Regions from separate parts of the Homo sapiens genome. Here region 2 is linked to region 1. A link is an interaction called in ENCODE POLR2A ChIA-PET data of the cell type or tissue named here. Cell type or tissue: HepG2. All regions are shown on one strand. Each heading gives the region's core, and the rest is flanking DNA. Links, peaks and the distances in the headings are about the cores only.

Region 1 (4,388 bases), core at 243-4,242:
TGCAGGTTTTAGGGAGACCCCCTCCCGGCCCATGTTTCATTCCACGTGGCATCTGGGGCAGCACCACCAACCCCTGACTCTATATGAAAGGTACGAAGAGTCCCACTAAGTCGAGTGAAGGCCATAAATAATATGTGAGCCTATGTGGCACTGGCCTTTTTTTTTTTTTTTTTTTTTTGAGACAGGGTCTTGCTCTGTTGCCCAGGCTGTACTGCAGTGGCAAGATCACAGCTCACTGCAGCCTCGACCTCCCAAGCTCAAGCAATTCTCCCACCTCAGCCTCCTGAATAGCTGAGACTACAGGCATGCGCCACCACCCCCTGCTTCTTTTTCTACTTTTTGTAGAGATGGGGTTTTGCTATGTTGCCCAGGCTGGTTTCCAGTTCCTGGGCTCAAGCAATCCTCCCACCTCAGCCTCCCAAGGTGCTGGGATTACAGGCATGAGCCACCATGCCCAGCCTGCTGCATTTGCTGACAAATGAATTTTGATGCCAAGGCCCTGGGTTTCAGAGTGTCTTGGGTTGTGGGCCTGAATTATTTCCCCATTTTGCAGAGAAGCAGACAGATGCTCTCAGACAGGCTCAGTGGCTCACCCGAGGGAGTGTGCTCAGGTTTGAACCCTGTCAGTCTAGCTGGACGAGACCTCCTGCACCGCAGGGTCTGACCAGGGCCCTTCTTTGTCGCTCAGGGTGAAAGGGCTCTGTACTGGCCAGTGGGGGGTGAGACGCCATTCTGCCTGGTGCAGCGTGAGGGCAAGGGGCCCCGGGTCCCAGGTACACTGGCTCAAGCTATTAAGTCAAACCAGAGTCTTCTGTCTTATTTTTTTTCCACCATAAACCTTGTAATGTGACAAACGAGGCTGCAGAAAAGTGGCCAAGTGACAGGTCCATGACATAGCTGCCGGACTCTCTTGGGGTTTCTGTTTCCTCCCAAAAACCAGGGAAGCAATGAGGGGGCCACAGCCCGAGGGAGAGGGAGGGGGCTCCTTCTCCTCCCAGACCAGCCCCTGCCTCCCTCCAGACCTAGGGAGGGCATGGGGGAGGCCTGAGCGCATTGATTCTCACCACACTCAGGCTCACAGAGCAGGGAGCCACTTACTTGCACAGAGAGGGTAAGAGACGGAATGCCAACTGAGCCTCTTTTACAGGCATCTGAGCCCAAACCTCCATGCTCCCTCACTCAGATTAACAGGGTCTGTTATACGTGGTTTTTCGTTTGTTTTTTAATCTCTCTCTCTTTTTTTTTTTTTTTTTTTAGAGAAAGGGTCTCCCTCTGTCACCCAGACTGGAGTGCAGTGGCGTGATCACAGCTCATTGTAGCCTTGAACTCCTGGGCTCAAGCAATTCTCCCATCTCAGCTTCCTGAGTAGCTAGAACCACAGGCTCATGCCACCATGCCTGGCTATGTGTTTTATTTTTTTGTAGAGACAGGGTCTCTATGTTGCCCAGGCTGGCATGTTGTCCTGGGCTCAAGCGATCCTCCCACCTCGGCCTCCCAAAGTGTTGGGATTACAGGCGTGAGCCACTGCACCCAAGCTGTTATACATATTTTAAATCTGATCAGGAAAATATCCATTTTGAGGCATTTGGGTAATGCACTGGCTGAGGCCACGGTGGCCCCCTTGGATGTTGAAGGGGCACCGAAGCTGTCCTAGGCACATGGGCATCCTCCCTGCCCAAAGAAAGAAGCTGCCAGACTCCACAGCCACTGCAGGCAGGATCCAGCCCCTTCTTCATGAGCACTATCCATTCAGCAAATGTTAAATGCACACGTTCTATATGCCAGGAACTGGGCCAGGCCCCAGGGAAGTGAGGTGACTGACCAGAGCTGCTCCTGCCCCGCTTCGGCATGCTGGCCGTGGTTCCGGAGGCTTTCGTGTCACTTCCTCCGCCCATACTCATGGCGAGCCCAGGAGGAAAGTGTGGTGAACCCCATTTTACATAGCAGGAAACTGAGGCCCAGAGAGGAAGTCTCTGCTCCAAGTCATGCAGTCATCAGGTGCAGAAGCTCGGCCCTGAGACAGGTCTCTAGATTCCAAGCACAGTGCTCTCCTGTGTCACCCTGGCTGTCTTGGCCCCAGATGTGGAGGTGAGCATTTGTGGGAGAAGGGAGGTGAGCAGGATGTGGAGAGGGGAAGGCAAGGAGAAAACCAAATGAAAGAGGACAAGGTGGCTTGCTGGGTGACTTCCGGCAGGTCTCTTGCCCTCTCTGGGCCTCATTGTCCCCATCCATTGAAATAATGGTGTCTGTTTACTCTGCCAGAAGCTCCGATGCTCTCATTTAATCCTCCTAGCAATCAGTATTTTGTGGACTCTGGGCTCAGACAGATCTGGCCTTTGATCTGTGGCCTGACTACTTCCAGCTCTGGGGCCTTAGGCAGGTCACATTATTTCTCTGAGCCTCAGGTGCCTCATCAGTAAAGTAGAAATACTAGGAAATAATGCACATCTAAAACATAGCTCAGGCTGGGCGCAGTGGCTCATGCTGTAATCCTAGCACTTTGGGAGGTCGAGGCGTGCAGATCCCTTGAGCCCAGGAGTTGGAGACCAGCCTGGACAACATGGCAAAACCCCGTCTCTACCAAAAATACAAAAAAATTAGCCGGACATGGTGGCACATGCCTGTAGTCCCAGCTACCTGGAAAGCTGAAGTGGGAGGACTGCTTGAGCCCGGAGGTCAAGGCTGCAGTGAGCTGAGATCGCGCCATTGCACTCCAGCCTGGGCGAAAGAGCGAGACTTCATCTTAAATAAATAAATAAATAAATAAATAAAACGTAGCCTGGCACCTAGTACTTAGACTCAGCACCCGGGGGATAGGAACTATTGTTATTATCAGAGAGGGGGAAACTGAGGCTCAGAGAGGCGACGCGACAGCTCAGAAGTGGCCAAGCCAGGATTTGAATCCAGTAGGACTGACTCTAAAGCCTGGGGCCTCCTCCCCTTTCATCACTAGGCAAGGCTAGGTTTTGCTGACATGTCCTGTCCCCAGAGGGAGATTAGAGGGAAGAGCCACCCCTTTCAGCCCTGAGGGACTTAAGCAACTAGTTGGATCTGGCTGGGCTGCCTGAGACCACAATGTGAGCCAGTGATGATCACAGGTCTGGAAGTTGGAGGACACAACCTTGGAGGAAGAGACTCCCCTCGAACCGAGCACCTGCCTTCTGTTGTCAAGACAGCCACATCTGCTCCATTTCCCCTTTGACTTCACTGGGCAAGGGATGTTTTGTGCACACAGCTGGCCTTGTCCTTGGCAGGCATCAGAGCGGCTCTCACTCGCCCCACGTTACCATCTCCTACCATCTGCCTCAAAGAGACACATCCACCACTTGATGGACGTTGGTCCATCAAGATCATTCCCCGATAGAGCTACAAGGACCTACACTCTGCAGATGAGGAAACTGAGGCACAGAGATGGGTCACGCAGTATGGTTGTGGCAGAGCTGGGACTCAAACCCAGGCTCTGAATGGCTGAGGGTGCTGGGTCAAGATGGGGCATCCCAAGGTCAGGAAAAAGAGCAAGAGAGCTGCTAACGTGTCCTCACTGGCCCTGGGAGATGCTAGTACCTCTGCTGATGCCAGTAGTCAGTTTTGACCAGAGTTGGCTCCACGGAGGGCTGAGGGCACGTGGATGCAAGAGTCACGGCTTTGATGAGGAGTAGGGTGAAGGTGTGTGGCGAGGCCAGGATCGGGACTCCCCACCTCCCCACCTGCCTTGTGTGGTTGAGGAGAGCACTGTGCAGGGAGCCAGCATTTCTAAATGCTGTGTGACTTAGGTGAGTGGCTTCCCCTTTCTGGATCTCGGTCTCCTTTTCATATCTGAGATGTTATTCCCAGACCCATGAGAAGCCCCCGGGGGCCGTGGCCTGGTCTTGTTCCCCGCCTGCATCTCAGCATCACTCTGATAACCTCTCCCTGCTCAGGGGTCTCAAACTCACAAGCCTCCAGGGACCAGGCAGGCAGCCACAAGCCAGGCTTGGGGAGGACGCGGCAGGCCCCTGGCCCCAGCTCCAGCCAGCTGTTGCCCTGCAGGGTGGTGAACCCACCATCCAAACCTTTCTATTTAATTTTTAAAAAGAATTCAGAAATCTGGAGTTGTGGATAAAATTTGATTTTTAAATACCGTTCAGTAATAAAACCAAATTTTAAACAATAACAAATGATTATGTCAAGCCCGGGTGCAAAATGGAAACCACCCCAGGGTTGAGACCTTCAGAAGCCGGGCCCCTCTGGCTCTGGGGAGTGAGCTGGGGCATGGGGGTCACCCCCAGGGGTGGGGCCCCCCCTGGAATCTGATTACCCCTCAGTGCCCCACGAAGCAGCAGGCCTGCGGGTGGCGGGGCGGCAGGGGCACCGGCGGCTGGGTTGTGAGCTCATCCCCGGGAGGCACA
Region 2 (4,388 bases), core at 129-4,128, 1.9 Mb before region 1:
TGCCCTAGAGACAGGATTGCCTTACAGTAGGGTACAACCTGAAGGAAGCTTTCTTTTCCTTGGTCCTGTCAGTGTGTCTCTGTAACTATAAATATACTTACTTAGAAATAATATTAAAGATCAAAATTTACAGCTTTTTGAGGCTATATCATAAGGAGCAACAAAAGTTCAGAGGCAGGAAATAATAGTTAAAGCATACAAGTACTTACATGTTTATATACATATACGTATAACTATGTATAGTTAAAACATAAAAACTGGATATGTTGGGTAGCATTCTAAGTGATGTGTGCGTGTGTTCAAACTTTTATTATTATTATTATTATTATTTTGAGATGGAGTCTCGCTCTGTCACCCAGTCTGGAGTGCAGTGGTGCAATCTCAGCTCACTGCAACCTCAGCCTCCTGGGTTCAAGCGATTCTCCTGCTTCAGCCTCCTGAGTAGCTGGAATTACAGATGCCTGCCATCCCGCCCGGCTAATTTTTATATTTTTAGTAGAGACGGGGTTTCACCATGTTGGCCAGGCTGGTCTCATACTCCCAACCTCAGGCGATCCACCTGCCTCGGCCTCCCAGAGTGCTGGGATTACAGGTGTGTGCCATGTGTAAACTTTTATAGCAACATTTTGTTGTCATCTTCCTATTTTACAGATGGGGAAACCAAAACGGAGAGTGATTGAGTGACTTGCGCAAGGTCACACACCTCAGGAGTAGGTATGTAAGTAGAATAAGGATTCAAACTGAGAAAGTTCTGCTCCAGAGGCCACCACCCTTACCATTTTCATATGTAGCCTCTCATAAGGAGAGGGGCAGACTCAAGTAGATGTGCAGAATCATAGAAAGGCTTCAGAAAGTCTATAAAGAGTGGTTCAGGCATTGGAGTCAAGCAGATCCAAGTTCAATTCCAGGCTTTGACCCTTATTAGCTGTGAAGCCTTGGGCTCCCTACTTTAACCTAAAGCCTAATGGTCCCCACCAGTCAAGCGAGGCTATGTTGGAATCTGAGAACTAGCCCTGAGGACACAAGGAAAGGGCTCAGTCATCACAGCTGTGTCTGATCTCAGCCTCCGCCTTCTTAGATAATAAAAGTGAGGCTCAGAGACAGAAAGTGGGCTGCCCAGGGCCACACAGCAAACTATTGACAGTCCTCAGCACACCTGGTCCAATGTCCTGTGCATAGCATTGGCAGCTCTAAGCCAACTCATCTAGTCGACTCTGCCCCCTACAGCTTCTTGCCCATTTCAGGGCTCCAGATAGGCTTCTGCCCACCTGCAGGGCCACGCTGCCATACTTGGTGGTCTGTGGCAAAGTGGGTAAAGCAGGAACAACTGGAGAAGACACAGAACAAAACATGTGGGAAAAAAATGTTCAAGGTCCAGGCATAGGCTAGGTGTGGTGGCTCATGCCTGTAATCCCAGCACTTTGGAAGGCAGAGGCAGGAGATTCTTGAGCTCAGGAGTTCAAGATTAGCCTGGGCAACATGTTGGAAACCCGTCTCTACAAAATATACAAAAATTAGTCAGGTATGTTGGTGTGCACCTGTAGGCTCAGCTACTCGGGAGGCTGAGGTGGGAGGAGCTCTTGAGCCCAGGAGGAAAGGGTTGCAGTGAGTGCGGATCACACGACTGCACTCCAGCCTGGACGACAGAGCCAGACCCTGTTTTAAAAAAAAAAAAAAAAAAAAAAAAAGGGTCAGGTGCGGTGGCTCAAGCCTGTCATCCCAGCACTTTGGGAGGCCAAGGCAGGCAGATCACCTGAAGTCAGGAGTTCAAGACCAGCCTCACCAACATGGAGAAACCCCGTCTCTACTAAAAATACAAAATTAGCCGGGTGTGGTGGCGCATGCCTGTAATCCTAGCTACTCGGGAGGCTGAGGCAGGAGAATCGCTTGAACCCGGGAGGCAGAGGTTGCAGTGAGCTGAGATCCTGCCATTGCACTCCAGCCTGGGCAACAAGAGCTAAACTACTCTCAAAAAAAAAAAAAAAAAAAAAATTCCAGGCATAATCCTGGAGTGTCCACTAGGTGGAGCCACACTTCTGCATTCTTGGGTTCCCAAGAATTTAATTTTTTTTTCTATTGAAGAGCATGAATCTGGCTCATACGTGAGGGATTGAGAAGTTTCACTCAACCATTCATTCATTCAATATTTACTCAGCACCCACTCTGTATACCAGGCATGGGAATTCAACACTAAACGCAGTACTTAGGAGCTGTAATTATCATCCGGCAACAAATTCTTTGCTTCTGTGATGAATCTCACAGCCATGCAACAAGTACACCATCCCATCCTTAACAAGGTCTGAGAAGTCATCTTCCATTTATTCTTCCAGTATTTATTTGGCGTGTACTCTCTCCCAGGCCCTGGGCATGCTAAGATGGAAAAGACCATCTAGTGGAGAAGACAAACATATGACCGGTGTCCACTCAGCCTGACCCTACATGGTGACTGACGCCTGCCAAAGCCTGGCTCGAGGGGCGCAGTAACCATGCTCAGATCCTCCTTTCTCCTCTGGCATCACAAATGGGGAGATCAAAACCTTTGCCCAGCCCATCCTTCCTCTGCTTCTCATGAACAGTCTGGTCCATTTCCCTGTCCTCTCAGAATCATGCTGCTGATAAAGACATACCCGAGACTGGGCAATTTATAAAGAAAAATAGGTTTAGTGGACTCACAGTTCCACGTGGCTGGGGAGGCCTCACAATCACGGCGGAAGGTGAAAGGCACGTCTAACAGAGCAGCAGGCAAGAGCAAAAATGAGAATGAAGAGAAAGGGGTTTCTCCTTATAAAATCATCAAATCTCATGAGACTTATTCACTATGATGAGAACAGTATGGGGGAAACCACCCCCATTATTCAATTATCTCAATTATCTCCCGCCAGGTTCCTCCCACAGCACATGGGAATCATGGGAGCTACAATTCAAGGTGAGATTTGGGTGGGGACACAGCCACATCATATCAGGTGGGGTTTCCGATGGCAAGGATGTGATTAATTTCATTATATCCAGGGCTTTGGTGGAGCCTTTCACTTTTCCCTGGGCACGCATTTCTGTCTTTCCTTCCAAAAGAGGTGGCGTGGGTGTGGAAGGAACCACACAGGACTGAAGACGGAAAACACAGGCTCTGTCCCCCATCTTGACGCTTAGATGATGTGTGGTCTTAGATCAGTCACCTCCTTCTTCTCGTTAGTCTCCTCAGCTGTGGTAGATTAAATGTGGCCACAAATTCTTGACAGATCTTCCCATCAGGAGATGGCATCTTTCTCCACTTCCCTTGATTCCGCCAGGCAACACTCTTGTCCAAGTCACCGGCATCTGCCCCTTCATTACTGCAATAACCTCCTCATAGTTCTCCCCACATTCGCTCTGCCCACCCCACCATCCCCACCCCCACATTCCACACACGGGAGTTGGAATGACCTGAAATCTAAGTCAGATGATGTCATTCATCATCCTACGCCCCTACCCACCGCCCTGTGCCTCCCTAACCAACCACCCACAGCAAGACTGCATCTTCTGGCTCCCTGTCACCCCTCTTCCCTGTCTCCTCATTCATACTGCTATAGCCTCACCTCTGGGATTGTGACCCTGGAACCACATAGCTGGTCATCTGGAGACAGACTGGAGCAGAAAACCAAGGTAGAACTTGAGTTGGAAAGCTTATAGGGTTGAAGTTTCACTTTAACGCTGAGGTGTTACACAGAAGCTAGAGGGGGCAGAAAACTACCCAAGTCTGTGGAAAGGAGTTTTTCTGACAGGTGGTGATAGTGGTGGCATCAAGGAGGAGGGGACTGAGGGAATGCAGTTGCTGGTAAAGGGTAGATGGTCAGAATCCTCAGCTGTCACCCAGCAACTTGACGGTGAATAGGATGAAGCAGTCACCAATCAGGCTGTCACAACCACATTTGCTTGCATGTCTTATTTAATTTTCCCTTGACCATAAACCTCTGATCCTATATTAGAATACAGAGCCCTCAGAGGGAAGGGCTGTGTCATGTTCATTTTTGTAGCTCCCTGTCTCCCAAACTGTCCTGCATAAAGATGGCAAAGAAAACAATTGTTGCATGTCATGGGTGACAGTTCTTGCCTCCTCACAGCAGCACCCCAAGTTTCCTCCAGAGAATTCTTGCTGCCAACTCTGTGTTCCCTGTACAGCTAATTCTCTCTCTGGCTCCAGGGCTGGGCATGAGGCTCAGGCTTTGCTGAGCAGAGCATCACCTTCTCCTGACCACAGTGACTGGTGATCATTCCAGAACTGAAGAGGCAAATGAGAGAGAAGTAGAGAGAAATGCAAGTGCTTTTTCTGCCGAGGTTGCAAGTAGTAAAGATGCATCAAGCCTGAAGCTCCTGATGGCTTAATGTTAAGTGAACAGATTGTAAGACAGAAA

Evidence for each region. Peaks named below come from ENCODE experiments on the same cell type or tissue, not always from the same donor. Only the 100,000 strongest peaks of a DNase experiment are listed, where the experiment ranks them.
Region 2: POLR2A ChIA-PET joins it to region 1 with 8 read pairs; 1 of 35 experiments calls an interaction of 5 or more read pairs at or near these places.

What each region holds. Positions count from the first base shown.
Region 1 is chr12:109,602,088-109,606,475 of GRCh38, forward strand. No RefSeq gene overlaps it. Among named protein-coding and RNA genes, the nearest start is that of MVK, 30 kb to the left of the region's middle. In HepG2, for the core only: no CTCF peak of the experiment used is centred there; a DNase peak (open chromatin) is centred at 2,314; H3K4me3 peaks cover 289 bases.
Region 2 is chr12:107,674,411-107,678,798 of GRCh38, forward strand. No RefSeq gene overlaps it. Among named protein-coding and RNA genes, the nearest start is that of PWP1, 9.2 kb to the right of the region's middle. In HepG2, for the core only: a CTCF peak has its summit at 2,026 (motif pointing right); a DNase peak (open chromatin) is centred at 2,051; H3K27me3 peaks cover 1,426 bases.